3 separate regions of the Homo sapiens genome follow, and all the other regions are linked to region 1. Evidence: read pairs that join two places in POLR2A ChIA-PET (ENCODE). Cell type or tissue: Panc1. All regions are shown on one strand. Each heading gives the region's core, and the rest is flanking DNA. Links, peaks and the distances in the headings are about the cores only.

The links. ChIA-PET counts read pairs that join two places held together with the same protein. Peaks named below come from ENCODE experiments on the same cell type or tissue, not always from the same donor. Only the 100,000 strongest peaks of a DNase experiment are listed, where the experiment ranks them.
Region 2: POLR2A ChIA-PET joins it to region 1 with 5 read pairs; 2 of 35 experiments call an interaction of 5 or more read pairs at or near these places.
Region 3: POLR2A ChIA-PET joins it to region 1 with 6 read pairs; 8 of 35 experiments call an interaction of 5 or more read pairs at or near these places.

Annotation. Positions count from the first base shown.
Region 1 is chr18:23,059,011-23,069,240 of GRCh38, forward strand. No RefSeq gene overlaps it. Among named protein-coding and RNA genes, the nearest start is that of CABLES1, 71 kb to the right of the region's middle. RefSeq lists an enhancer at 8,398-8,467. In Panc1, for the core only: no CTCF peak of the experiment used is centred there; no DNase peak of the experiment used is centred there; H3K27ac peaks cover 358 bases.
Region 2 is chr18:23,266,663-23,276,892 of GRCh38, forward strand. It overlaps a transcript of SLC35D4 not described here. Among named protein-coding and RNA genes, the nearest start is that of CABLES1, 140 kb to the left of the region's middle. RefSeq lists an enhancer at 621-710. In Panc1, for the core only: no CTCF peak of the experiment used is centred there; no DNase peak of the experiment used is centred there; H3K27ac peaks cover 5,838 bases.
Region 3 is chr18:23,110,698-23,120,927 of GRCh38, forward strand. No RefSeq gene overlaps it. Among named protein-coding and RNA genes, the nearest start is that of CABLES1, 20 kb to the right of the region's middle. In Panc1, for the core only: no CTCF peak of the experiment used is centred there; a DNase peak (open chromatin) is centred at 5,194; H3K27ac peaks cover 5,456 bases.

The DNA of each region.
Region 1 (10,230 bases), core at 1,342-9,341:
GACCAAAAGCTGCATCCGTAGTCGTTCTTATAATTTTTGTGATTTTCCTATTTCAATTATTTTAAGAAGCAGTTTTAGAAGAGCTGCAATGACAAATAGAATAGAAATTTGGATGCACCAGTGAAAATAGTTTGTAACCAGAAAACATGAGTTTTTAAAAATATTTTACATTCTTTAGATTTTTTTAACTGAGTATTAAAGAAATACAGCTCATTGCAGAAAATACAGCAAAGTATAATAGAAAAAAATGAATCACTAATAACCCTCCTCCCACTTTGGGTATGAACGACTTTTTCACCTAAGAGGTGGAACTAAATGAATCTTCCACAATCATAAAATATTGTAAAGTGTTCTGGTGTCTGCCCTTCATTCCAAGAGTTTCTCTTCCATAGTTACAAAGCCAACAACATTTACACTTCCTAGGTCAACCTTCATCTTGGGGAGAGTTAGTAGCCTGAATAAAGTGAATGTTCAAGATCCTGTAGGAGGCTTCTGCCCAGAAACATTCTTCCAATCTGCTCCCCAGAACCAGAACTCAAGAACAACACGTGTTATTTCACAGTTATATTTGGCTAAATGTAAATTTCCAACGCCTTAAACTCATTCACGCTAAAATGTAAATAATGACTGGTGTTTTCTGAGAGAACCTGCTACTACAAGAAGAAGGGGGGACACCCCAGAACTCTAAGCATCTGAGTTTGGGAAGCAACTCACCATGGAGGAATGGTTCAGGAATGAGCCACTCTGATGCCACGCAACCCTTCTTGTTAGTGACTCTTTGAAAGCCTAAATGGGGCTTACTCTAACTTGAAACATGACGATTCTGTGAGCAAAAGCCACCTAGGGGCTGCTTGCTGTCGCCTGGGAAAGCTGGCCTGGGACACAAAAGTCAAATCACAGACATCATTTCCTTTCTACCTTCTTCTCCTTTGAAAATAGCCTCTTTTTTCCCATTTCCCAACTGTTAAAATTAATTAAAAATAGCAGTGAGACTATCAGGCCAAGTTGTCCATGTTCACACGAGAATTTCTCATCTTTCCGTAAGCATCTAGTCTTCTCACAGTTTGTTTTCATATTTGACTTAGACATGACTTTGGGGTCATTGAACCCCGAATTGATTAAATCCCTTGAATTGTCTTTGAGAAGGAGTTTTCTGTGTGTTTATTAAATAAAATTATCTGGTGTCTTTCAGATTCCTCTGCAATGAACTAATTCCCTTGTTTCTTTGGAATTCTTTGATGTCCCAAGAGCTTCTGGAACACTTTACATGAGACTTTCTTAGGTTCTTCCTTAGAAACAGGAAGTTCACAAAAAGCCCCAAACATTTATTTTAGTTCCCAAAATTGGGATGGGAGATATCTGATGCATTCTAAAAATAGCAAAAGCCCCTCAAACATTGAATTTGATCTTTACCAAAAGAGTAATAGATTTAAATTGAGTCTGAAATTTGTCCAAAACTCACGTAGTTGGATTTGGAGGCATTTTCAAACTCAACAATATTCTTGGCTCTGCTAATATTTTACCTGGGAAATTGCTTTATTTCTTCCCCTCACGGGATAAATGATTATAATAACAAACATGCCAGGTGAGGTGGCTCACGCCTGTAATCCCAGCACTTTGGGAGGCCGAGGCTGGCAGATCACCTGAGGTCAGAAGTTCAAGACCAGCCTGACCAACATGGTAAAACCTCATCTCTACTAAAAGTACCAAAATTAGCCAAGCGTGATGGTGGGAGCCTGTAATCCCAGCTACTCGGGAGGCTGAGGCAGGAGCAGCGCTTGAACCCAGGAGGTGGAAGCTGCAGTGAGCCGAGATTGCGCGATTGCACTCCAGCCTGGGCGACAGAGCGAGACTCCGTCTCTAATAAATAAATAAATATAAAAATGTAATAATAAACATCTCTGGCAATAAAAACTCACCATCCTTTGAACCATCCTATTCTCTCATTTATAAAAGGAATTAGCATATTACAGTCTATGGACCATATCCACCTTGTTGTTTGTTTTTTGTTTTGTTTTATTTTATTTATTTTTTATTTATAATAATTATTATTTTTTTGAGACAGAGTTTCGCTCTCTCACCCAGGCTGGAGTGCAGTGGCGCGATCTCCACTCACTGCCAGCTCCACCTCTCAGGTTCACACCATTCTCCTGCCTCAGCCTCCCAAGTAGCTGGGACTACAGGCGCCCGCCACCACGCCCGGCTAATTTTTTTTGTATTTTTAGTAGAGACGGGGTTTCAGCCAGGATGGTCTCGATCTCCTGACCTCGTGATCCACCCGCCTCAGCCTCCCAAAGTGCTGGCATTACAGGCGTGAGCCACCACACCCAGCCTTATTTTTAATTTTTAGAGACGGAGTCTCACTCTTGTCGCCCAGGCCAGAGTGCAGTGGCGTTATCTCAGCTCACTGCAACTTCCACCTCCCAGGTTCAAGCAATTCACCTGCCTCAGCCTGCCAAGTAGCTGGCATTACAGGCACACACCACCATGACTGGCTAATTTTTTGTATTTTTAGTAGAGACGGAGTTTCACCATGCTAGCTAGGCTGGTCTCGAACTCTTGACCTCGTGATCCACCTGCCTTAGCCTCCCAAAGTGCTAGGATTATAGTCGTGAACCACCGTGCCTGGACTCTTGTTTTTTTAAAATAATTTATTGAAGTAAAATTCACATAACATAAAATTAACTTTTTTAAAGAACAATTCAGCATTTAGTACATTCACAATCTTGTGCAATCACATCTATCTAGTTCTAAAACATTTCCATCACTACAAAGCAAAATCCAGTACTCACTAAGCAGTTTCTCATCATTCCCTTTTTCCCTTAGTCCCTGACAATAACAAATCTATTTTTTATCTCTATAATCTATTATGGATATTTCGTGTAAATAAAATCATATAACATGTGGCCTTTTGCGTGTGGCTTCTTTCACTTAGCACAATGGTTTGAAAGTTTACCCACATTGTAGTATATGTCAATACTTCATTACCTCTTATGGATAAATAATTGTATTAGTTTGTTTTCACACTGCTGATAAAGACATACCCGAAACTGGGAACAAAAAAAAGGTTTAATTACAGTTCCTTGTGGCTGGGGAGGCCTCAGAAGCATGGCAGGAGGTAAAGGCTCTTCTTACATGGTGGTGGCAAGAGAAAATGAGGAAGAAGCAAAGGCAGAAACCCCTGATAAACCCATTAGATCTTGTGAGTCTTCTTCACCATCATGAGATAGCAGGGGAAAGACCAGCCCCCATGATTCAGTTACCTCCCCCTTGGTCCCTCCCACAACATGTGGAATTCTGGGAGATAAAATTAAAGTTGAGGTTTCCATGGGGACACAGCCAAACCATATCAATAATATTATACTGTATGTGTATACAGGTTAAGCATCTCTAATCCCAAAATCCCAAATCTGAAATGCTCCAAAATCCTGAACATTTTGAGCACCATCATGACAACAAAAGTGGAAAATTCCTCACCTGACCCCTGTGATGGGCTGCAGTCAAAATACAGTAAAACTTTTGTGTCACACACAATATTTTTAAAAATACTGTATAGGGCTGGGCACGGTGGCTCACACCTGTAATCCCAGCAATTTAGGAGGCCAAGGTAGACAGATCACCTGAGGTCAGGAGTTTGAGACCAGTCTGGCCAACATGGTGAAGCCCCGTCTCTATTAAAAATACAAAAGTTAGCCGGGTGTGATGGCACATGCCTGTAATCCCAGCTACTCAGGAGACTGAGGCAGGAGAATCACTTGAACCCAGGAGGTGGAGGTTGCAGTGAGCCAAGATCGCACCACTGCACTCCAACCTGGGTGAAAAGAGCGAAACTCCACCTCAAAAAAAAATTGTATAAAATTACTTTTTGGCTATAAGGTATATATGAAACATAAATGAATTTTGTGTTTAGACTTGGGTCCTATGCCCAAGATATCTCATACTCTATATGTATATCTAAAATCTGAAAAAAAAATTGGAAATCTGAAACATGTCTGGTCTCAAGCATTTTGGATAAGGGACACTGAAGCTGCACAACAATTTGCTGATCCATTCATCCACTGACGGGCATCTGCCCTAATTCCACTTTTTAGCTATTGTAAATAGCGCTACTACTACCTGCATGTACATGGACTTGCTTGAGTCTCCATTTTCAATTCTTTGTGATATATTCACAGGAGTAGAATTGATAGGTCATACTGTAACCAAGGACTCCCATTTTTCTACAGGTGGTTTAATTATTCTTTTTTCCTTCTCTCTCTCTCTTCTTTTCTCCTTTCCCCAGCTCCCTATGTCCTACTGAGCCCTTCAAAAATGCAAACATAACCTTTCACCTCTCCCCTCACCAGACATTCCACACAGGGCAAATTATTCTGTGTTCTCCAAGACAGATCTCCCCTCCAGAGCTGACAGTCGACTTTCAGACCAAAGTGAAACTGACCCAATAGTCCCATAAACAGTTTTTTTGGATAAACATAGAAATTGACCCTTCTGGTCTTAAAGCTTGAAACTTAGGTTTGTTTTATCTGAGTTCCTTCCTCAGAAAAGGACTGGCAGAACTCTCAAAATGTATCAAAGAGCTGAAACTCACCAGATCATCTTATCTAGACAATGGGGCTCCAGTCCCCTCATTAATCATAATTGCTTCCTTACCCCTCCAGAATTCCTGTTTTCTCGCACATTGTTACATTTCTTCCCTGCTGTATAAACCCCTAATTTTAGTGGGTCAGGGAGATGGATTTGAGACTGAGCTACCATCGGCCACAGCACCCGATTAAAGCCTTCTCTCTTAGCAATACTTGTTGTCTCAGTCATTGGCTTCCCGTGTAGGAGGCCAGCAGGACCGAGACCAAATCGTTGGTGTTTTGGAAACAAAAGTATACCATGGCTAGGTGCGGTGGCTTATGTCTGTAATCCCAGTACTTTGGGAGGCCAAGGCAGGCAGATCACGAGGTCATGAGTTGGAGACCATCCTGGCCAATATGGTGAAACCCTGTCTCTACTAAAAATATAAAAATTAGCCGGGTGTGGTGGTGGACACCTGTAATTCCAGCTACTCAGGAGGCCGAGACAGGAGAATCACTTGAACTTGGGAGGTAGAGGTTGCAGTGAGCTGAGATTGTGCCACTGTACTCCAGCCTGGGCAACAGAGTGAGACTTTGTCTCAGAAAGAAAGAAAACAAAAGCATACCTGCCATGAAACTTTCACTGTCAGGGGGTTGCCTTGGAACTTTAATCCACCAAGAGGGCATATGGAAAGCATGCCCACTTGGCCACTTTCACAACTTACTTCTACCCAGGAAGGCACCAGCTCAACTGCCCCCATAAATAAGATGCCAAGTTAGGGGAACCCCTGCCCTTGCTCGTGTCTTCCCTTGCCTTATCAAAAATACCTGCTTTCTGCTCTAAAAGCAAAGTGGCACATTTAACGGCAGGACACTCTGTGCCCCTTCTCCAAGCTAGCTTCGGAATAAATTCACTTTTTTTGTGTCAGATCTCACTCGTGTTAACGAGACTGCACATTCAGAGAGCCACTAACTAGCATTTCGTTTACAATTTGGTAATTCTATGTTTAAATTTTGAGGACATGCCGAACTGTTTTCTACAGAGGTTGCACCATTTTATATCCCCTCCAGCAACATAATGAGGGTTCCAATTTCTCCACATGCTTGCCAACACCTATTTTCCTGTTTTTAAAAAAATTGTTGGGCTGGGCGCAGTGGCTCATGCCTGTAATCCCAGCACTTTGGAATCCAGCTGAGGCGGGCGGATCACGAGGTCAGGAGATGGAGACCATCCTGGCTAATATGGTGAAACCCCGTCTCTACTAAAAATACAAAAAATTAGCCGGACATGGTGGCGGGTGCCTGTAGTCCCAGCTACTCGGCAGGCTGAGGCGGGAGAATAGCGTGAACCCGGGAGGCGGAGCTTGCAGTAAGCCGAGATTCAGCCACTGCACTCCAGCCTGGGTGACAGAGTGAGACTCCATCTCAAAAAAAAAAAAAAAAAAAAAAAAAAAAGGCCAGGCGCGGTGGCTCATGCCTGTAATCCCAGCACTTTGGGAGGCTGAGGCGGGTGGATCACGAGGTCAAGAGTTCGATACCAGCCTGACCAACATGGTGAAACCCCATCTCTACTAAAAATATATATATATAAATTAGCCTGTCATGGTGGCGTGCACCTGTAATCCCAGCTACTTAAGAGGCTGAGGTAAGAGAATCGCTTGAACCCGGGAGGTGGAGGTTGCAGTAAGCTGAGATCGTGACACTGCACTTCAGCTTGGGCAACAGAGTGAGACTCCATCTCAAAAAACAAACAAAAAAATTGTTGTAGCCATCCTAGTGTCATTGCCTATTTTTATGAAGTTTTATTGGAACATAGCCATGCTGATTTGTTTGCATGTCTATGGCTGCTTTTGCTACAATGGCCAAGAGGGTATTGCCCTTAAGCCAAAAATATTTACCATCTAGCCTTTTAAGACAAAGTTTGCTGACTTCTGTTTTAAATTTGCTTTTCTTTTTAATTTGTCATTTTATGTCACAGCTCCCCAACATAAGACCAAATAATATTGCTGCAAACTAGGGTGAGTCAGCTTATTTTTAGTCTTAAATTTCCTTATCTATAAAAAAGATAGGGTCATTGATTTTCAAGTTGTCTTTTGGCTGTTTTTTTGGTTTTGTTTTTTTGTTTGTTTGTTTGTTTGAGACGGAGTCTCACTCTTGCTCGGGCTAGAGTACAGTGGTGTGATCTTGGCTCACTGCAACCTCTGCCTCCCAGGTTCAAGTGATTGTCCTGCCTCAGCCTCCCAAGTAGCTGGGATTACAGGAGCATGCCACCACGCCCAGCTAATTTTTGTATGTTTAGTAGAGACAGGGTTTTGCCATGTTAGCCAGGCTGGTCTCAAACTTCTGACCTCAGATGATCTGCCCACCTCAGCCTCTCAAAGCGCTGGGATTACAGGTATGAGCCACCATGCCCGGCCTTCTTCTGGCTGTAATAGTCTACAATGGTATTTCCAAAAATGAGTATTTTGCAGTTTATACTTTTTTATGCAGTCTATAACTTGCCCAGCTTTCTTCTGGCTTAAATTAATGGTTTCTTTCACAACTCTTTTTGATTTATTCATCATATAATCAGGGAACGGTAGCCCATTCCTAGCTCGTGTTGTTCTTTCTCTGTACTGAGCTGCAGTGATTTAGTGGGATTTTCCTAAGAAGGTATGAACAAACTATCAAGTGGAAATTCCTGGCTCTTGTAGAGAGGAAAAAGGAATCCTGTTAAAGCCGAATGGCGTCATTGATGATTTCTTAAACAGACAGCTGCGTCCAACTTAAGACCAAGTCCTCCTCCTCGTTCCTCAACCTGGAAAGGCAGGGCCAGGAAGAAAACAGACAGGAAAGGAGCGAGAGAGATCAGATTATCTAATAGTACCTCACAAAAGGAATTCCTGAAACAGAAAGCTTTTACTAATAACTTGTTCACTCCATTAGAAGGTTGTGAGGACAAACAAGATAATTATAAAAGACTTTCATCTGATATCTCTGCCAAATGTTGGGTATGGATGGATCCCCAGGGATCAGTGTAGCCCAGCGTCTCATTTTCAAAATGAAGACACAGAAGTTGTGCCTTGCCCATATTCACAGAGAGAATTGGTTGCAGAACACAGATGGGGCCCAGGTGTCCCAACTCTAATCCAGGGGAAAGAAGTCCCAGGGCAGCATCTGCTCTGGAGAGCCAAGGCAAGGGTTCTGACCAGCTTGACTAGGAACTCCTCAGGGTGAAATGCATAAGCCAGCAAGGAAGCATGGGGGAATGTTCTGCTGTTTTGCCCATCTGATACCAGAGTAAATATTGATTGCTATGGTCAGGAAAGACCGGCCTGGTCCTTATGTAACTGTTGTTAAAAGAAAAACTTCAGGACCAGGCATGGTAGCTCACGCCTATAATGCCAGCACTTTGGGAGGCCGAGGCAGGCAGATCACCTGAGGTTTGAGACCAGCTTGGTCAATATGGTGAAAACTCATCTCGACTAAAAATACAAAAATTAGCCAGGCATGGTGGTGGGCACCTGTAATCCCAGCTACTCTGGAAGCTGAGGCAGGAGAATCGCTTGAACCGTGGGAGGCAGAGGCTGCAGTGAGACGAGATTGTGCTACTGCACTCCAGCCTGGGTGACAGAGCAAGACTCCGTCTTTAAAAAAGAAAAAGAAAAACTTCAGACAAATGCAATATAACAGAGTTTATTTGAGCAATGAACAATTGGTGAATTGGGTAATCTCCCAGATCAGAATAGGTTCAGAGAGACTCTGATGTTGCTGCGTGGTTGGACAGGATTTAAGAACAAGAAAAGGAAAGTGATGTACAGGAAACGGAGGTGAGGTGTAGAAAGAGCCAGATTGGTTACAGCTTGGAGTTTGCCTTATTTGAACGGTTGGCTGCCTGTGATTGGCTGAAACTCGGTGGTTGGTATAAGAGTACATTACAGTCTGTTTACTCATCCAATTAGGTTACAGTTCACTATGCATGAAGAAACTTTTAGGCTAGACTTACAAGGAAACAGCTTCAAACTAAATTTAACACTGTTAAAAAAAAACCTGCCCATTTCTTCTTTTCTGTTTTCTTTTTCTTTTTTCTTTTTCTTTTTTTTTTTTTTGAGACTGGATCTCACTCTGTCACCTAGGCTGGAGTATAGCGGTGCGATCTTGGCTCACTGCAAACTCTGCCTTCCTGGCTCAAGGTATCCTCCCACCTCAGCCTCCTGAGTAGCTGGAACTACAGTTGCATACTACCGTTCCTGGCTAATTTTGTATTTTTTGTAGAGACAGGGTTTTGCCATGTTGCCCAGGCTGGTCTCAAACTCCTGAGCTCAAGCGATCTGCCTCCCTCACCTCTGAACGTGCTGGGACTACAGGCATGCACCACCACACCTGGCTAAAAATTTTTCTGGTTTTTTTTTTTTTTTTTTTTGGTCAAGATGGAGTCTCACCACGTTGCCCAGGCTGGTCTGGCACTCCTGGACTCAAGCAATCCACCTACCTCAGCCTCCCAAAGTGCTGGGATTGTGGGCATGAGCCACTGCACCCAGCCCTCCACACACTTTTAAACAGGCTATTTCCTCTGCTGGAAACCTCAGGTCCTATTCTTTGGCCAACTTCTATAAATCTCTCCAGTCCCAAGTCAGGTACCACTTCCCCAGGAAGCCTTCCCTTGAAACCGCCTTTGCAAAAATTGTAACAGTGAGAAAATCATGACAGTGAAAGAGATCGGATCTAACCAACCCCATCTTGCCTTTAACCTCCAAATTGCCCTAAATCATTCCTGAGCTCACGCCAAACTAACTGTGGGAGACATTTAGTTTATAGCTTAAATGATAACAGCCCTTTCCCCATACCGAACCACCTTCGTAAAGCTAATGAAAGGCCGCCAGGTTAGTAGGAGGAGAGGACCCTGAATCCTGCTAAGGTGTAGACATAAACGACTGCCAGCCACTATTCTGCAGGTCACAAGATTTGCAACTTCCCCAATTACTCCTGCAGGTAACATCACTATTTTAAAACTTAAAATTGGCCTTTTGAAATGTCTTTTCAGGACCAGTGGCTCCACCCAGACCCACCAAGGGGTCCTGTGGCCCCACCTAGAATAAGATTCCCTGGCCTGTCAAACTATCCTTGAAAAACCTTGGCCTCCAAATCTTCAGGGAGATTGATTTGAATAATAACTTCATCTCCCACGTGGTGTGGCCGGCCTCATGTCAATTAAACTCTGTCTTTATTGCAACGCCATGGTCTCCGTGAATTGGTTTTGTCTGCAGTGGGCAGGAAGAACCCATGGGGTGGTTGCGCCCTGACCCATGCCCTGCCTTCCTTTAACCATAGCGTTTATCATATCTAACATGCTTTTCCATGTGCTTGTCTTCCTTCACAACATAAATCAAAAAGTGACAGGCAAATCTCAATTGATTTTGAAGTTTATTTTGCCAAGGTTGAGGATACGCCCAGGAAAAAGAAATACAAGTCACAGGAGAATCTGTGTCCCATGCTTTTTCCAGAGGGTTTTGAGGACTTCAGTATCTAAAGGGGAAAGAGGAAGCAGGAGGGAAAGGAGGGGGTGGGGGGGAAGAGGGTAAAAAAGGAGAAGGGGGGGAAAAAGAGGTTGGGCAATGAGGCAAGTGGTCACATTCTTGTGAGGCTCTGCCTAGCTCTCAGTGAATCTACACTTTACATGTGAAGAGAG
Region 2 (10,230 bases), core at 914-8,913, 210 kb after region 1:
CTGCTTTCTTGAAACCAAATTCCCCCAGGTGCTTACTTGAGCAGCTCAATGGGGTGATTATGAGGCCCCTGTGGCCTTGAGGCTTCCTCTCCAGTGATGACAAGGTCGCCTGGCCAACTCACCTGGACAGCTGCCCTCAAACGTGGCCCTTGGAGCCCCCTCAGCGGCACCCGCCCTGCAGAGCAGCTTGTTGGATTCTCTCACTCTCCTCCCCCAGAGAGGCTCCCTCGCCGAAGCTCAGGGAGTGACTCCTGGTTCGCTGATGAGGGGCTGGTGGGCTGCCTTGCCTGCTGGTCTGTGTCCCCACCTAGCCTAGGCCCCCCACTCCAGGGCAGAGCATCCGACCAACAGACCACAGAGGTAGAGCTGTGCCCACACTCTGCCCTAAACCGCATCTGCATGGGGCCTGACCCAGAAGAAGGTGCTTGCCCTGCCGCCCCACAGTGAGAGCTCTAAACCAGAGCCTGGCTGAAAATGGGGCTGCCCCTTGCTGCTGACTTGAGGAACCGGGGGCAGTTTTGTGAGACGCGATGTGGCCTCACCTCATTCCTGGTAAGATTCAGCCACATTCTTCACTGACACCACCCTCGGTCTCTTCCGCTGTCCAGCGTGCACATGGCCTCAGGACACCACTGGGGGTTGCAGGTGAATTTCAGGGTGTCTATGACACACTGCCAAGCCCACGCTCCTCTCAAGTTCAGCTCAGACTCTATAGGCTCTTCTGAACGGGCGCTTCCTGCCCCTTCCACCTGTCCCGTGCCAGCCCTGGTGGCTCTCTAGGTTGTTCTGCACTCCCTCCACCCCGGCCCACTTCCTGCCCCCAATCTTCTCAATAGGGACTTGCTTTCCTCCCCCCAGGACACTCCTCTAGCTCTTGTTCTGTGCCACACAGTTGCTCTTCCTGCTGCCTCTGTCATGGCTCTCCGGCTGCCCACTCCCTGCACTGTCGGCCCTCAGCCAGCTTCTCCCTAAAGTGCCTCCTTCCCTTCGCCCTGACTCTGTCCCGTTCCTCTGCACCTCTGCTTCACATCTGGGGTCCCCTGCCCCATCCTCTTTCCTTCCTTAGCGCTCCCTTAGGTCCTCAGCCACTCCCTGCCTGGCTGGCTGCACTAGGGTGTCCTGTTGCCCATCTTGTCACACAGCCCCTTTTCCCCACAAGGCCTCCTCAGGCCCCTGGCACACAGGCCCGCACCATGTGCACTGAACAGAGTCCCCCTCTCAGCACACACAACATCCCATGGTTTCAATTCAACTGCAAGTCTTCTGGCCACCCGGTTTGGGAAGTCCCTACAATTCCACAGCTGTCCAGTTGGGTCATTTAGGTCCTGGGGGCCTCATTTTTGGGAGACACATTCTTTAGGGTTCCCAGAGCCCACATGCTGCAGCCATTTGGCCTCACCAAGCCATCCCAGAAAAGAGAGCAGGCCTTTTATCTTTTCCATAGTGAATAAAATAATTTGCAGGAAGTCTCTACCACACCTTTAAATCAAAGTATAAGTCCTGAACTAAAGTCAAGACACAGAGAGGAAGAATATGAGGAGAAATGGGTATTTATTATACAAACATTCCCAAATTGAAACAGTTCTGATCTGGATTCCTGTTTGCAGAAGATCTGGGCTTTGAGAGATTACTCTTGCTGCCAATAGAAGTTTCCAGAGACCAGTACTATTCAGATCAGGAGCAAATATTTGGTTGGAAAACTAAAGAAGTATTTGCTGAACATTTGTCAAAGTGCGGTCTTAGTAGGGCTAGCTGAAGCAGAATCACCTGGGGTGCCCTTTGGAAATGCAAATCCCTGGGAATTCTGGAATCTCTGAGGGTGGGGTCTAGGAATCCATATTTGCAACAAGTTCCCCAGGTGATGTTTCTCCAGTCAAGGTTCGAGAGTCACAGCCATCCAAGTGTTGAGGGGTTGTAGCAAGCAGAACATGGAAGGCAGGCAAAGATGCTGCTCCTAGCAGGGCTTCTGGAATCTGCATAAACTTGTTAAATGCAGACGCTGGGGCAGCAGGACTAGGATGGGACTAGACGTTCTAGGGACCCCGTGTTGCAGGTCCACAAATCACAGCATATTTTTAGTAGGAAGCGGCTGGAGGGTATATTTCCTTTGCATTGTCTGCCTGCTGTGCGTGTGTGTGTGCGTGTGTGTGTGTGTGTGTGTGTATACATACTACAACAATAAAGCACTTTTGCATGGCTTACTTCCCATAATGAAATATGAAGCTATTGTTTAAGTACTGACTCTAAATCTTAGCTAAACTATTGCTGCCCTCTTAGGCAGTCAGCTGGAAGTTGGCTCACAAGAGCAGTTCAGAGAAAATCTGTGGTGTCAGAGATAGTCAGATCTCCTCACCGTTCCGTGGCCCAATGAGCTTGGGCTAATTATGAAAACTTTCCAAGCTTCAGACTTTAGCTGTAAAATGAAGCTGACTCTGGGTCCTTTCTCAAAGCAGATGATGAGGGTTCCACAGATGGTGATATGGTTTGGCTGTGTCCCCACCCAAAGCTCATCTTGAATTGTAGCTCCCATAATCCCCATGTGACATGGGAGGGACCCAGTGGGAGATAATTGAATCATGGGAGTGGTTTACCCCATCCTGTTTTGGTGATAGAGTTCTCACAAGATCTGATGGTTTTATAAGGGGCTTCCCCACCTTTCCCTCTGCACTTCTCCTTCCTGCCACCATGTGAAGAACGTGTTTGCTTCCCCTTCTGCCATGATTGTAAGTTTCCTGAGGCCTCTCCAGCTATGCTGAACTGTGAGTCAATTAAACCTGTTTCCTTTATAAATTACCCACTCTTGGGCATGTCTTTATTAGCAGTGTGAGAATGGACTAATACAGTAAATTGGTACTGGTAGAGTGGGGTACTGCTATTAAGATACCGAAAAATGTGGAAGCAATTTTGGAACTGGGTAACAGGCAGAGACTGGAACAGTTTGGAGGGCTCAGAAGAAGACAGGAAGATGTGGGAATGTTAGGAGCTTCCTAGAGACGTGTTGAATGGTTTTGACCAAAATGCTGATAGTGATATGGACAATAAAGTCCAGGTTGAGGTGGTCTCAGATGGAGATGAGGAACTTGTTGGGAACTGGAATAAAGGTCACTCTTGCTATGCAAAGAGAATGGTGGCATTTTGCCCCTTCCCTAGAGATCTGTGGAACTTTGAACTTGAGAGAGATGATTTAGGGTATCTGGGAGAAGAAATTTCTAAGTGGCAAAGCATTCAAGAGGAAGCAGAGCAAAAAGTTTGGAAAATTTGCAGCCTGACGATGTGATAGAAAAGAAAACCCCATTTTCTGGAGATAAATTCAAGCTAGCTGTATAAATTTGCATAAATAACAAGGAGGCAAATGTTAATCACCAAGACAATGAGGAAAAAGTCTCCTGGGCATGTCACAAATCTTCGTGGCAGTCCCTCCCATCACAGGCCCAGAGGCCTAGGAGGAAAAAATGGTTTCCTAGGGCTGGGCCCAGGGCTCCCTGCTGTGGGGAGGCTAGGGACTTGGTGCCTTGTGTCCCAGATGCTCTAGCCATGGCTAAAAGGGGCCAAGGTACAGCTCAGGTCATGGCTTCAGAGGGTGAAAGCCCCAAGCCTTGGTAGCTTACACATGGCATTGGGTCTGCAGGTGCACAGAAGTCAAGAATTGAGGTTTGGGAACCTCCATCTAGATTTCAGAGGATATGTAGGAATGCCTGCATGTCTAGGCAAAAGTTTGCTTCAGGGGCAGAGCCCTCATGAAGAACTCTTCTAGGGCAGTGTGGATGGGAAATGTGGGGTTGGAGCCCCCACACAGAGTCCCCACTGGGGCACCGCCTAGTGGAACCATGAGAAGAGGGCCACCATCTTCCAGACCCCAGAATGGTAGATCTGCCAACAGCCTGTACTGTGCACCTGGAAAAACTGCAGACAATGCCAACCTGTGAAAGCAGCCAGGAGGGGAACTATACCCTGCAAAGCCACAGGGGCGGAGCTGCTCAAGACTGTGGGAACCCACCTCCTGCATCAGCATGCCTTGGATGAGAGACATGGAGTCAAAAGAGATTATGTGAGTAATAATAAAACTCTGGTCTCCTACACAGCCGGCTCTGTGTAAATTACTCTTTCTTTACTGCAATTCCCCAGTCTTGACAAATTGGTTCTGTCTAGGCAGTGGGCAAGATGAACGCACTGGACAGTTACAATAGGCAGAAGGGATTTGCCTTATCTCAGATGAAACTTTGGACTGTGGACTTTTGAGTTAATGCTGAAATGCCTTAAGACTTTGGAAAACTGTTGGGAAGGCATGATTGGTTTTGAAATGTGAGGACATGAGATTTGGGAGGGGCCGGGGTGGAATAATATGGTTTGTCTGTGTCCCCACCCAAATCTCATCTTGAATTGTAGCTCCTATAATCCCCACATATCACAGGAGAGACCCAGTGGCAGATAACTAAATCATGGGGGTAGGTTTTTCCCATGCTGTTCTCATGATAGTGAATAAGTCTCACAAGATCTGATGGTTTTATAAGGGGAAGTTCCCCTACAAACACTCTGTCTCATCTGCCGCCATGTGAGACATGCCTTGTTCCTCCTTTGCCTTCCACCATGATTGTAAGGCCTCCCCAGCCATGTGGAACTGTGAATTCATTAAACCTCTTTTTCTTTACAAATTACCTAGTCTTGGGTATTTTTTCATAGTAGTATGAAAATGGACTAATACAGATGGTAAATGCAAGTATACACTTGGTTCCTGACACAGTGCAGTCAGCAGGCACTAGTTGTTGGCATTAGCCCACGGTGGAAAGCCTGTGAGGGATCCTCGTCTGGGTCTGGCATTGAGGGCTGTGATACAATAAGAATTATAGCTTTGGTCTTTATCCCTGAGCATGACATAGAGCTTCTAAAACTCTTGGAATTTCCTGAGTTATAGACAGGCCTGTTGGTGTTCACAACAAGCCCCTTTCAACCACATCTGAGTTTATGTTAATGAGGTGACTCTTGGTGGGTCTCTAGATAGCTTCAGGATGGGGGCTTGGAAAGATCAAGGCATGATTAGAGTGTTGGAACTTCCAGCCCCATCTCCGACCTCTGGGGAGAGGAGAGTGGGTGAAGACTGAGTTGATCACCAAATGGCCATGGTTTGATCAATCATGCCTACATAATGACGTTTCCATTAAAAACCCAAAAGGATTGGGTTCAGAGAGCTTCCTGATAGCTAAACATGTGGAGTTTCCTGGAAGGTTTTGCACTCAGAGTGGGAATGGAAACTCTGAGGCCCCTTCTCCCATACTTTGCCCTATGTATTTCTTCCATCTGGCTGTTCATCTGGATCCTTTGCCGTATCCCCTATAATCAATGGGCAAACATAATTAAAGTGTTTCCCTAAGTTCTGTGAGCTGCTCTAGCAAATTAATTGAACACAATGAGGGGATTGTGGGAACACTGATTTATAGCAAGTTGATTGGAAGTAGTTGGTATCTGAAGTAAGGGGCAGTCTTGTGGGACTGAGCCTGCACGTGTGGGATCTGATGCTATTTCCAGGTAGATAGTGTCAGAACTGAACTGTCTGGAGGTGCCAAGCAAGTCAGGAAGGCTGCCACTGCTGTGGAGGCAACAGGTCCCTGTAGAGAGACCCCTTGCATGGAAGCCACCTATTCCTTGTCGGTCTCTTCCACCTGTAGTCCCAGCTATTCAGGAGGCTGAGGCAGGAGGATCACTTGAGCTCAGGAGTTCAAGGCTGCAGTGAGCTATGATCATGCCACTGCACTCCAGCCTGGGCAACAGAGCCAGACCCCATCTCTTAAAAATAAGTAAATATACTTATTTTTAATGGAATAAAATGGAATAAAAATAAAAATGGAAGGTGTCTGGAGTCAGATTGGTGAGTTTGGGGATGAGTAGGAGATCAGAAAATAGGGTCAGCAAGCAGAGGCTTTTTTGAGGTTTAGTTGTGAACAAGAGGAAGGAGCTAGGAAAGAAATCAGAAGCTAAGAACCAAAACCTTTTATCCTCGCACTCAGCCAGGACACAGAGAAGCGAAACCACACCTGACTGCCTACACGAACCTGACTTTGCTATACCACTGTCTTCGTTAGCATTTCTTTCCTCTTTTGGTACTGTCTCCCAACACACGGTTTGATTATTTACTATAGAAACTTCCCAATTCCTCAATGCACAGTGTCCACAGACAGTTTGCTCTTGAAGCGTTGGACCCTCTGCAGTTTCCACCAATCCTAGACTCTCGAATCCTGATGGTTACCCAGTCCTACATCCCCACATGGAAAGACCCACCTCAGACCAAACTTCCAATCTGGGATAGATTCTGCCTTTGTCTTCCTAGCTCTGAAACACTGCCCAAGCTTTGTTCTCCATGACACCGGTGAGCCGCAATCAGCCTGGTTTTATCTTGTCAATGGGTGTGCTAATGACGGGAGGAGAGCCAGCTTAGACCAACTGGATGAAGAAAGAAGCCACGTTTTTGTTTTGTTGTTGATTTTAAATGGGAAAGACTTGAGGGTGTTTCAAACCAGTAGAGAGGGAAAAGGTGAAATAGCCAACAGAGAGAGATCCCTGGGTTTCTGAGAAGGCAGGAGGAGTTGGAATCAGAATGAGCAGAATCAGAGGGATAAATGTTAAGTTGAAGAGGAAGTACTCCTCGACTGCAAAAAGAAGGAAGGAGAAGCGTAAATGTGGGCAGGTGTGTATGGATGACACTGGGACGGTGAATGAGCTCACCTGACAGCTTTCAGTCTCTTTTGAAGCAAGAGGGGAGGCCCGTCTACATGGAGGTGAGAGAAGGGCAAAAAGAGAAAGGGAGTTTGAAGAGTAAAAAGTGTTTGGATAATTGTTGTGGAGACACGGAAAGTGAACCAGCATGGGAAACTGTAACTTCCCTAGTTACAGAGAACTGAGACTGGTGCTTATGAAGGTCTAGAGAATGCAATCGCCCTGTTCTGTGACTTCCTGAATGAATGAATGAATGAATGAATGAGGACTTCTGGGGTGACTGCATATTCCACACTCACTTAGATATGGAAGCGCTAATGGATTTTAAAGTCATTCGCCTCACGGTCACATTCCATTTACTCAGTCACCGCAAGTCTCCTGCCACCTAAAGCCAGTCACTGTGGAAAGCTCTGCTTGCTGATGGTCATAAGGATAACAGTAAGGTTTACTGTCTGTTTACTGTGTGCCGGTATGCTAAGCACAACACATACATACATTACTATAATTTTTTTCCATTTAATTGTTTCAACAAACGTTTGAGAGGATTAAATTACCTTTCCATTTTTATTTTATTTTTTTTGCGACGAGGTCTCACTCTGTTACCCAGGCCAGAGTGCAGTGGCACAATCACGGCTCACTGCAGCCTCAACCTCCTCAGCTCAAGTGATCTTCCTGCCTCAGCCTCCCGAGTAGCTGGGACTACACAGGTGCACGCCACCACGCCTGGCTAGTTTTTAAATTTTTTTGTAGAGACAGGGTCTCACTCTGTTATCTATTCTGGTCACAAACTCCTCGTCTCAAGCAACCCTCCTGCTTCAGCCTCCTGAAGTGCTGGAATTATTGACATAAGCCACGGCTCCCAGCCCTACATTTCCATTGTAAAAATGGGAGAGCTGAGGCTCAATGGGCCATTCACCTCCAGCCCAGAACCACGTGCCCAGGCTGCTGAGCCCTCAGCGGTGGCAGCTGTGGACTCCCTGATCGAGGGATTGGGAAAGACCATGGATTATAAAGAGGTAGATAATTCTTGAGAAGAAAGAATCAGCTTTGCCACAGAATGAAAGTAAATTCCATGCCTTAGGACAAGGTGAGATGTACTGCCTGGTGCCCCACAGTGGGGAAAGGTGGTCAAATATTGCCTGAGTTTCCCGCCAGCCTAAAAGTCTCCATCCCCAGCCATCACATACGTGCTGGACAGGAGCCTGATCAGTGGGTCCATCCTCTCCCTGCCCCTTCCCCTATTCCCCACTGGAACTCCCATAGTCTCTGAGCCCCCTGGAGGCAGCCTCCCCACTGCCACTGCTGCCCTAGTCCACCAGGCCCCAGGTGCTGTGTCCAGTGCACGCAAGGGCCAGGGCAGCCCTGTGTTCTCCATGTGAGGGGGAAAGCCCCATCTCCCTCTCAGTCTCACATCTGATTCCAGTGCTCAGCCTCCCCCACACACTCCCTGGAAAACATCTTTAACTTAGGCCTGGAGCAGTCCCATCGCCTCAGGCCTTAGAAACACAAGTCCCTGCGGCAGGCGTGTGAATGCGGGAGTGTGTGCTTGCGAGTGTGTGCTTGTGTGTGTTTGTGAGTGTATATGTGTGCTTGTGTGTGCGCTTGTGTCTGAGTGCATGTGTGTGAGCGTGCTTGTGTATGTGTGTGCTTGTGTGTCTGCTTGTATTTTGTGTGTGAGTGTGTTTGTGTAGGTGTGCTTGTGTGTGTGTGTGCTTGTGTGCGTGCTTGTGTGTTTTTGTGTGTGCATGTGTGTGTGCTTGTGTGAGTGCTTGTGCGTGTGTGTGTGTGCAGGGTGCAGGGAGGGGCAGCAGAGGGTGGGAACTTCGCAATGTTCTGCCTTCTCCTCACTGTCTCCCTGAACTCATGCACTCACACGGCCAGGCTGCCAACAGACCTTGGGCGCCTCCAGATTTTTCTGGCCCCAGAGGACTGCTCTGATTCCAGCTTACCTCAAGCCAGAGCCTCAGCTATTGAAGCAATAATTCTAGGTGCAGCCTTGGACCTGAAACTGGGCGGGCACCTAGAGGCTACTCAAGGACCATGAACCGTGCCCTCCGGGGGTTGGTGAGACAAACCCGAGGTGATCATTCACCCCACCAGCTTCCCCATCACCTGACCGGAGGCTGAAGGGGCTTCGCGAGAACAAGCTGAACTACAGAGGCAGAGCAGGTAAATGGAGCGGGACAGGTCCTCACAGCCTCTTCAGGAGCTGGGTCAGAAAGAGTGCTGTGCTGTGCTGTGCTGTGCTGTGCTGTGCTGTGCTGTGCTGTGCTGTGCTGTGCTGTGCTTTGTTTGGGGACTTGACGTGGAAGGACACCTGTACCCCAAAGCCAAGGTCATGTAGCCCAACTCTTATAGGGGGTCAAAGGAAGTGGGATGGGGTGTTCTAGAAGGTGTAGCTCTCCCATCCCTGGTGGGCTGCTTTTCAGATGTCTAAAAACAATGCTAGGTAAGAATAAAGGGCTGAGAGACCCAAGAACAGATGTCGTGTGACTCCACTGATGTGAGGTTTCTGGAATAGGCAAATTCATACACACAGGTGGTAGAATGGTGGTGACCAGGGACAGCGAAGGAAGGAACGGGGAGTTAGTGTTCAGTGGGCTGGGGTTTCTGTTACGGATGATGAAAAGATTCCAGAAATGGATGGTGGTGATGGCTGCACAACACTGTGAACATATTTCATACCACTGAACTGTGCACTTAAAAATGGGGAAAAGGGCACCTTTTTTTTTTCTGAGATGGAGTCTCACTCTGTCGCCCAGCCTGGAGTGCAGTGGCGCAATCTCGGCTCACTGCAAGCTCCGCCTCCCGGGTTCACGCCATTCTCCTGCCTCAGCCTCCCGAGTAGCTGGGACTACAGGCACCCACCAAAACGTCCGGCTAATTTTTTTGTACTTTTAGTACAGATGGGGTTTCACCGTGTTAGCCAGGATGGTCTCGATCTTCTGACCTCGTGATCCACCCGCCTTGGCCTCCCAAAGTGCTGGGATTACAGGCTTGAGCCACCGCGCCCAGCCAGAAAAGGGCACATTTTATGTTATGTGTATTTTACCAGAATTTTGTTTTTTTTTTTTTTAGAAAAAGGAAGAAAGGACTGAGGGACCTAGAGAGGCTGTGTGGGAGAACAATAGGCCCAAGGCAGAGTGGGGCCCCAGCCTGGGGAGGAGGACATTCAAGCAGAGACTGCTGCCACCAGTGTTGTGGTGCTGGTATTTCATAGTTCTTCAGGCCTGCTATTCATAGCTCAGTCCCACCCATATGCACTTGAAGTTATTTGGAATCTAGGACTTAATTATTTTCCAGCTGGCACATACCGCCAAGTCAACCCCGGCGCTAGCCAGTCCCTGCCCGCCTATCCTCCCTGCCTCTCCTTGCTGCCTGGTTACTGAGGGAGGGACCCGCAGAGCCAGCTGCAATCCCATTCCCCTGCCTCCCCTTGCCAGGAGTGGTAGCCAAAGAGACAGGGCTGTCCCTCACTCATGCTACAGGAGCCACACGACATGCACTCTGCAGGACTCATGG
Region 3 (10,230 bases), core at 979-8,978, 51 kb after region 1:
GTTTGAGATGGAGTCTTACTCTGTTGCCCAGGCTGGAGTGCAGTGGTGCAATCTCAGCTCACTGCAACCTCCAAACTCTCGGGTTCAAGCGATTCTCCTGCCTCAGCTCCTGAGTAGCTGGGACTACAGGTGCACACCACCATGCCCGGCAAATTTTTGTAGTTGTAGTAGAGATGAGGTTTCACCATGTTGGCCAGGCTGGTCTCGAACTCCTGACCTCAGGCTATCCACCAGCCTCGGCCTCCCAAAGTGCTGGGATTACAGGCATGAGCCACTGCGCCTGGTCACTTATGGAATTAAATCTTTTTGGATGGTGTGGTATATTGTATTTTCCAAGGGTGGCTGCACGAATATATATTCCACTCTAGATTCTTTTCTTAGAATGTGACCTTAGCAGGCCTCATTAAGAGGTAGAGTTTGTGTTCCCTCCCCTTGAACTTGGGTGGAACTTTGTAACTGCCTCAACCAATAGAATGTGGCAGAAGTGACATCCGAGGCTCAGTCCTAGAAAGCAACGTGGTTCTGGGGGACTCTCTTGCTTTCTCTTGGGATGCTTCTTCTCTGAACCCAGCCACCATATTGTGAGGAAGTCCAGGCCACACGGAGAAGCTAGATGTGGATGTTCTGACCAAGAGCCCCAGCTAGATTCCCAGACAATCACCAGACAGGTAAGCAAGGAGGGCTTGGGGCTTGTGATGTAACTGACATCTTGAAACGATCATTGTGGCTTCTGGAGACTTGATTGTGGGGAAGGGAACTGCAGACCAGGAGTGGAAGCAGGGAGACCAGAGAGGACTCTGTAGAGTGTCCAGGAGAGAGATGATGTGGTTTGGATTAAGGTTAAACCCGTGGCATAGGTGAAAAGTGCTCCTATATGGGAAATGTTTTGAAGATGGAGGGCACAGGACTTGCTGATGGACTGAATGGAGGGTGAGGGAAAGAGAGAACTTACTGACAATGTCTAGATTTCTGGCCTGGGCAATTGGGTATCAGATAAGTGATGAAATCACTTACTGAGATGAGGATGCCTGAGAGATGAGCAGCTTAAGATCAGCTTCACCTGAGCAAGTTCTGTGAGAAGCTTCTTAAATCTCCGTCTCTACTAAAAATACAAAACTTGGGCCGGGCACGGTGGCTTACGCCTATAATCCCAGCACTTTGGGAGGCCAAGGCGGGTGGATCACGAGGTCAGGAGATCGAGACCATCCTAGCTAACACGGTGAAACCCTGTCTCTACTGAAAGTACAGAAAATTAGCCGGGCGCGGTCATGGGCACCTGTAGTCCCAGCTACTCGGGAGGCTGAGGCAGGAGAATGGTGTGAACCCAAGAGGCGGAGCTTGCAGTGAGCCAAGATCGTGCCACTGCACTCCAGCCTGGGTGACAGAGCGAGACTCTGTCTCAAAAAAAAAAAAAAATACAAAACTTAGCTGGACATGGTGGCGCATGCCTGTAGTCCCAGCCAGTTGGGAGGGTAAGGCAGGAGAATTGCTTGAACTGGGGAGGCAGTGGTTGCAGTGAGCCGAGATCGCGCCACTGCACTCCAGCTTGGTGACAGAGTGAGACTCCGTCTCAAAAAAAAAAAAAAAACAACCCCAAACTTAGCTTAAACCAGCTATTTCATTTGCCCACCAGTTTGGTGGGCTGGGAATCCAGGGCAGGGCACAGAAGAAATGGTTAGTCTCTACTCCACAGTTTCTGGGACTTTAGCTTGGAAGACTCAAGGATTGGAGGCAACATGAGAGCTGGGACTGGAATCATCTGGAAGCATCTTTACCCACAGATATGGCTGGTTATTCACTGGAACCTCAGCACAGGCTGTCAACTGGGATACTTACAGTGCCCTCCCCATGAGGGTTGGGCTTCCTTCCAGTATGGCAGCCTTTGGGAGTTGGACGACTTACATGGCAGCTTTCCTAACCTAGCCTTGGAAGTCACATAGCATCATCTCTACCCCCTTCTGTTGGTGACAAGAGAGTCACAAGTCTGCCTAGATTGAAGACCCCTTCTCTCTGTGGAAGGAGTGTGGAGGTCATATTGGAGAAGAGCTTATAGAATGGGAGATACTGTTGGGACCAACTCTGGAAGACAGAATCTGTCACAGCTCATAGAGCCTTGTCATTGGATGAGATACTTAGGAAGCGAGTGTAGACAGGAGAAGTCCTGGACTGGCCTGGGGACACTCAACATTTGGAGACTGAGAGGAGGAGGGTCAGTGGGCAGAGGGAAACCTGGAGCAAAAGACACTTCTTGCAGTGACTGCTACTTCCTGCTGAAGTTCCTTAGGGAATGGGGTCAGGATAGGTTCCTCTCTCCTTTCCCCATTGTGTGTATATGTGTCTGTGTGGTAAAATATACATAGCATGACATTTACCATCTTAGCAATTTTTTATTTTATTTTGTGAGACAGAGTCTCACTCTGTCGCCCAGGCTGGAGTGCAGTGGTGCAATCTCAGCTCACTGCAACCTCCGCCTCCTGGGTTCAAACGATTCTCCTGCCTCAGCCTCCTGAGTAGCTGGGACTAGCTAATTAGCCACCACACCTAGCTAATTTTTATATTTTTAGTAGAGACAGGGTTTCACCATGTTCGCCAGGCTGGTCTCAAATTCCTGACCTCAGGTGATCTGCACACCTCAGCCTCCCAAAGTGCTGGGATTATAGGAGTGAGTCCCTGAGCCCGCCACCATCTTAGCAATTTTTAAGGTACAGTTAGTTGAGTGGCATTAAGTACATTCACATTGTTGTGCAACCATCACTACCACCCATCTCCATAGCTCTTTTCATCTTGTAAAACTGAAATTGTACGTTAAACACTAACTCCCCTTCCCTCCTCCCCCCAGCCCCTGGCTACCACCACTCTGTCTCTATGATTCTGATGACTCTAAGTACCTCATACAAGTGGAATCACAGTGTATTTGTCTTTCCATGACTGGCTTACTTCACTTAGCATAATGTCCTCAAGACAGGACAGGTCTTGCCTCAGCTGCAAGCTGGTGCCAGAACCAGCCATCCCTGGTTCTGGGACGTCCATGGGCATGGCCTGGGGGCTCACTTGAGCAAAATTCCATGGCCCCACGAAGACAACCAGAGTCCCCCGTACCTCTCCATCCCGCACAGGCTCAGTCTTCCAAAACACTGCGGTGTGGGAGGGGGTTGCCTCAGTCCAGTCAAAACCCATTTTTTTAGAAAACCATTTATGCCGCTTCTTTAAGAGCTAAAGAATCCTCCAATTTACTCAACTCTAAAAAAAACCTTAACACCCAAACAGTAGCATCTGGACATAAATTTAACTAGATTTCAGAGTTTTCTCTAAGAATAGTTGGTGAATGTTGCTTTACGTCTTGGAGAATTTCCTAAACTAAGAGAGTCCAAAGATAAGGATTATTTCACTTCCAGGAAACAAAACTGCCATTTAGGTCCCTAAATGGCAGATCCCAGGTAACAGTACAAAACAAGTCTCTCTTTACAAAGCCCCTGCTATTGTAGTTAAAATAAACAGTCCATGTGTTAGAGTTGGAAATTCTATTGTTATATAGATATCTTGCTGAAATGGGTTCTGACCCCTACAAAGAGTTCTCAAGAATGAAACACGTGATGTTCCTTTAATGTTGTTTTTGCTCATGCAAATGACATCCTATTACACCCACGGATGCTTAACTACTAAGTTAAAACAACTACATGGCAATTTTGATCACTCCAGAGTCCCCTCACTGTTTTGTGGTTTTATGTAATTCGCATATTGTGTACAAAAAGACTTGACCTGGAGCCGGCAGCAAGAAATGTGTAATTAGAAACACTTCCCGAGGAAATTAGGTGACAAGTGAAGGCTTGAGGATTTCCGAGGGAGCCTGGAGCTGCAGATATTCATTATGGGTACTTAAGAGGCACAGCTGCCTCTGCTGAAAACCATGTCAAATGCCGTCCGCTGGATGCCAGCGTGGAGGCCAGCCCAGAGCCAGAGATGGTGGCTATGGCAACACGCTACTCCATTTTTAAACTTTTCATTACCTAAAAGGAAATTGCTTAGGCTGTTTTTCTTTTTTTCCTTTTTCTCCCTACCAATTTCAGAGTTTGTACCAGCAGTGAATAGCCTCCAGGTCTAACATTTCCTGGGTAATGAGTGACTAGCTGGGTGAAGTGCTTTTGGCCTTACCTCCAGCCTTGGCAACTCCAGCCAGTTATTAATTGCTGCACCGGGAAACACTTTCCAATCAAGCTATTATTTAATCAAAATAAAAGAAAACGAACTATTATTGCTGTCAACAGCAATGAGCAACTCTCCGCAGGAGTCTAAATGGGAACTGTGGAGGTTTTCACTGGAAGAAGTGTTCCTCTGGGGGTCAGATAAGCAGGGCAACGTGAAGTTGCGTGGAGTACCCTTGGGAACTGGTTCTTGTGGGAGGAGAGAATGTTGAACCAGCAGGAAGACGCAGAGAGATTACACACACCCTGTCCTAGATCTCAGTCATTCATGGTCAGTTAACCTGTAACCTTGCTGTTAAGCCAGTGCCCCAAATGCTTCTGTGGGAGTGTCTGCAGGGGAAAAGACAGTCCATAGAAGCATTTGGGCTGCTTCTATAAGCAATAAATAGTAAAACCTGTAACCACCATAATAACCACACTTCCTGAGTACCCCCAATGTGCCAGGCAGGCACTGTGCCCCCAGGTTTATACTCAGATCTCAAGAGTTCCCCACATTGCCACTGTGGGGAGAGTATAGTCACGATCCCTCTTTCACAGGGACACTGAGTCCGAGAGAGATGAACTTGGCCAAGACCCACCACACCCTGGTGTGAATAGCAGAGCCGGGGCTTGACTTCTAGTCTCTGCATCGAGCAGTTGCTTTTTTTTTTTCTTTAAGTGACAATATAAACATAACATAAAAGTGACCATCTTAACCATTTTTAAGTGGATAGTTCTGTGGCAGTAAGTACATTGACATTGTATGCAACTATCACCACCAACCATCTCTAGAACTTTTTCATATCCCCAGCTGAAACTCTGTACCCATTAAACACTAACTCCTCATTCCCTCCTTCCCCAAGCCCCTGGCAACCACTATTCTGTCTCTAACAGCGTGATGATTCCATGGACCTCACATGAGTGAATCATACACTATTTGTCCTTTGGTGACTGGCTTGTTTCACTGAGCGTAACGTCCTCAGGGTTCATCCACGTTGTAGTATGAGTCAGAATTGCCTTCCTACTTAAGGCTGAATTACATTCCATCGTTTGTATACACCACATTTTGTTTATCCATTCATCTATGGATGGACATTTGGGTTGTGCCCATGTTTTGGCTGTTGTGAATCATGCTGCTATGTTTACTTCTTCTTTTTTTTTTTTTTTTTTGAGATGGAGTTTTGCCCTTGTTATCCAGGCTGGAGTGCAGTGGCATGATCTTGGCTCATTGCAAGCTCTGCCTTCTGGGCTCCAGCGATTCTCCTGACTCAGCCTCCCGAGTAGCTGGGATTACAGATGCCCACCATCACACCCAGCTAATTGTTTGTATTTTTAGTAAAGGCGGGATTTCATCATGTTGGCCAGGCTGATCTTGAACTCCTGACTTCAGGTAATCCACCTGCCTCGGCCTCCCAAAGTGCTGGGATTACGGGTGTGAGCCACCGTGCCCGGCCGCTACGTTTAACTCTTAACCTCTAAGATTCATTGCCCCTGGGAGTAGTTGCTCTTCAAGGATAACACATGGCTCAGGGACTGCCTGTCACACCCCAACCTGAGAATCAGCAGAGACTACCACGGGGCCCATCAGGCCACTAGGCAGGTGCCACTCCCCTGGCAGGGAGAGAGGTGCCGGTGGCCACCGACCTCATAGGGTTCCACAGCTCCACACTGGCATGTTGCGGGAGGAATTTCAGTGTTCAATCCCAGGCTGTTTCTCTGAGTCTTAGGTTCTGGGATAAACAAGCTCCTTCAAGTCCAAACTGCTCAGATTAGACTTTACTGATAGATTCCACACCTGGAATCCTGCTCCGGGACTGCAGTCTCATCCTCCAGCTCCTGCAGGCTTCTTCTAAGCTGGTGGGTCTCAGCAGGGATGGGGGTGAGTGGTACTCCACACCCAGGGGACACCACCCACAGGAAGCTTTGTGGACATGTGAAGGGCATATGTGGTTGTCATAATGGTTGGGGGACACTGTTAATATTTATGTGAGGCCAGGGACTCAGGTGACCTGCAGTGTGTGAGGCAGTCACCCACAACAAAGAATTGTCCTGCATCCTGAACCAATTTCAAACAACCCATTAACATTTGTCTCCTAAGCTGTGTGACCTAAGTGCCACCTGCCTCCCCGGTTCCTCTCCCTCCCCTCTCATGCTTAAAGATAAGCCATTTTTGGGCCGGGCACGGTGGCTCACGCCGGTAATCTCAACACTTTGGGTGGCCGAGGCAGGCGGATCACAAGGTCAGGAGTTTGAGACCAGCCTGATCAATATTGTGAAACCCCATCTCTACTAAAAATACAAAAATTAGCCAGGCATGATGGCAGGTGCCTGTAATTCTAGCTATTCAGGAGGCTGAGGCAGGAGAATCGCTTTAACCCAGGAGGTGGAGGTTGCAGTGAGCCGAGATCATGCCATTGCACTCCAGCCTGGGCAACAGAGTGAGATCCCGTCTCAAAAAAAAAAATGCCTACTGTTTTCTCTGCCTAAAATGCCTACTTTTCCCTTTTGTCCAGTATGTGAGGGTTTGTCTTTCTTTCTTTCTTTCCTTCCTTCCTTCCTTTCTTTCTTTCCTTTTTTTTTTTTTTTTCAGACAGAGTCTCATTCTGTCACCCAGGCTAGTGCAGTGGCGTGATTTCGGCTCACTCTAACCTCTGCCTCCCAGGTGCAAGCGATTCCCGTCTCAGCCTCCTGACTAGCTGGGATTACAGGCACGCACCACCATGCCCAGCTAATTTTTGTATTTTTAGTAGAGACGGGGTTTCACCATGTTGGCCTGGCTGGTCTTGAACTTCTGACCTCAGGTGATCCACCCACCTCGGCCTCCCAAAATGCTGGGATTACAGGCATGAGTCACTGTGCCCCGTGGGATTTGTTCTTTAAGGCTCAGATTAAATGTACCTATGTACGAGACTTCCCCAGAACTTCCCAGTAGCATGTGTCAGTCCCTAAATGGGACCTCGTAGCTCTTGGTATGTTCATGCATTTCAGAAATACTTTCTTCTTTCTGAGTACCTACTATGTGCCAGGCACTAGGGTAGGCTAAGAATTTAAAGATGAATAAGACAGAGTCCTTGTCCTCAAGGAATTCCCAGGAAAGTCAGAGACAGACAGCGATCACCATGCAAGGCAACAAATGCCAAAGAGAGGAGGACTGCAGTGTGGGAGCCGTGGAGCCACGAAGAAGCCCTGGGACTCTTGGAAGACTCCACTGGGAAGAGGTGGTTTAAACTGGGTTTTGAAGAATCGAGAAGGAGAATCAGCCAAAGAAATGTGCCAAGATGCCAAGCTGAGATAATTCCATAGGGCTACAGTGTAAGAGACAGATCCAGGAAGGTGGGTCCAGGAAGGTGGCAGGGCCACATCCTGACAAGCCACTGCTGTTAATGATGAAGAGCAGGGAGCCTGTGCAGCCTTGGATTTCATGGGATAATGCCTCCTAAGGCCCTGCTTGGGACATTAGGCACTCACCCAGCCTCCTGCCCATGCCAATGGAGCAGGGGTTCCCTCCAAGTCCTGTCCCGGAATGGTTCTGTTCCCAGGGAGGATAGGAACTCGAATTTGTGGAGCAGCTACTTGATGTGCCAAACATTTGTGTTCTCTTCAGCAAGAGGATACTTGCTGGTGTGCCTGGGAGACTGTCCCAGGATAAATGGGGAGTGTCTTTCTAGAATGTTAATTGCACTCAAAGATTGGGGAGGGAAAATCAATTAGTGTAAATGGTAAATAACTTAAAACATTATTTTTACATCACATCAATAGTGGATATATTATGGAGCAGAATGCTAAAGTAACACACATTTTTCTTAATTTCATTTATCATTTGGAAAGGTAACACGAGCTCATGATACAAAATTCAAAACATGTAAGAGTTTAGAATAGGCCGGGTGTGGTGGCTCATGCCTGTAATCCCAGCACTTTGGGAGGCCGAGGCGGGCGGATCATGAGGTCAGGAGTTCAAGACCAGCCTGGGCAACATAGTGAAATCCCATCTCTACTAAAAATACAAAAATTAGCTGGGCGTGGTGGCACGTGCCTGTAGTCCCAGCTACTTGGGAGGCTGAAGCAGGAGAATTGCTTGAACCCGGGAGGCGGAGGTTGCAGTGAGCCAAGACCGGGCCATTGCGCTCCAGCCTGGGGACAGAGTGAGACTCCACTTCAGAAAAAAAAAAAAAAAAAAAAAAGTTTAGAATGAAAATTTACATTTCGGCTGGCTGGGCACAGAGGCTCACCCTTGTAATCCCAGCATTTTGGGAGGCCAAGGCAGGAGGATCACTTGAGGTCAGGAGTTCAAGACCAGCCTGGCCAACATGGCGAAACCCCGTCTCTACTAAAAATACAAAAATTAGCTGTGTGTGGTGGCACACGCCTGTAATCCTAGCTATTCTGGAGGCTGAGGCAGGAGAATCGCTTGAACCCGGGAGGCAGAGGTTGCAGGGAGTCGAGATTGAGCCACTGCACTCCAGCCTGGGAGAAAGAGCGAGACTCCGTCACACACACACACACACACACACACACACACACACACACACACACACAATTTACATTTCTGTTCTCCAGCCACCCAGCTTCACTCCCCAGAGGCAACCACTATTTCTACTTTCTTGGGTACCCTCCAAGAGATACTCTATATATAGTCTAAGTAAATACCTATGTATGTGGGGTTTTTTTAAATGCAAATGATAACATGAAATACGCACTACTCCACAGATTGCTGTTTTCAGATGACACTACATCTTGGAGATCTTTCCATAACACATTCATAGATTATTCCAGCCAGGCACAGTGGCAGGTGCCTGCAATCCCAGCTACTTGGAAGGCCGAGATGGGAGGATCAGTTGAGCTTAGGAAATTGAGGCTGCAGTGAACTCAGGAGTTCAAGTCCAACACGGGCAACATAGTGAGACTGCACAATATTTCATTGTATGAATCTGTCAGAATTTGTTAACCAGCCCTATGATGACCATTTCCAATGTCTTCCTATTACTAATGACACTACAACAAATATGATCCCGAATGTTCTTCATTTTTATGTGCTAGTATATGTGCAGGGTAAATTCCTAGAAGTGGGTCACAAGATATACCATATCGTCCGTTTGCCATCTGAAGAGATCTTCCATACTATACCATCTCAGCTGGTCTTTCCTTGCCTCTTGTTTGTTTTCTTTTGAGATGAAGTCTCGCTCTGTCGCCCAGGCTGGAGTGCAATGGCATGCTCTCGGCTCAATGCAACCTCTACCTGCCAGGTTCAAGGGATTCTCCTACCTCAGCCTCCCGAGTAGCTGGGATTACAGGTGCCCGCCGTCACACCCGGCTAATTTTTTTGTATTTTTAGTAGAGATGGGGGGTTTCACCATGTAGGTCAGAATGGTCTCGAACTCCTGACCTCAGGTAATCCGCCCGCCTTGACCTCCCAAAGTGCTGGGATTACAGGTGTGAGCTACTGTGCCCAGCCTTCCTTGCCTCTTAAGTCTATACACAGTAAACAATAGTTTTTTTCCCAATCTTTCTGACCTTTGCCAATCTGATGGGTGAAAGCTGTATCTCATTAGAGTTTATTTGCTCTTCCTGTATTACGAAAGAGGTGGAGTCTCTCTTTTATATTCAAGGGGTCTTTGTATTTCACATTCCGGGAACTGACCCTTCATATCATTCACCCATTTTTCTATTGTATTATTGGCTTTTTCTTATCAATATTTAGGATTTCTTTAAATATTAAGGGAAGACATTTTTGTGATATGAATTGCAAATTCTTCCCACCCATAATATTTGTCTTTTGATTTTGTTTTTCTGCCCCATATAATTATTTGTAATTTTTTCTTTTTGTAGCTGAATTTACTTTTGTTTTTCTGGCTTCTGAGTTCTATGTTATACTTAGAAAGGCTGCTTCTTTATCTGAAGTGATTAAAAAATATTCTAATTAATTCATTCCATCGAAAGTTTACTAAGCCCTGACTCTATGCCAAGCACTGTCTGGGTGCTGGGATTGCCAGGCTGAACAAAACAAACCATGAGTACATGTTTTGAGGGTTTTTTGTTTGTTTGTTTGTTT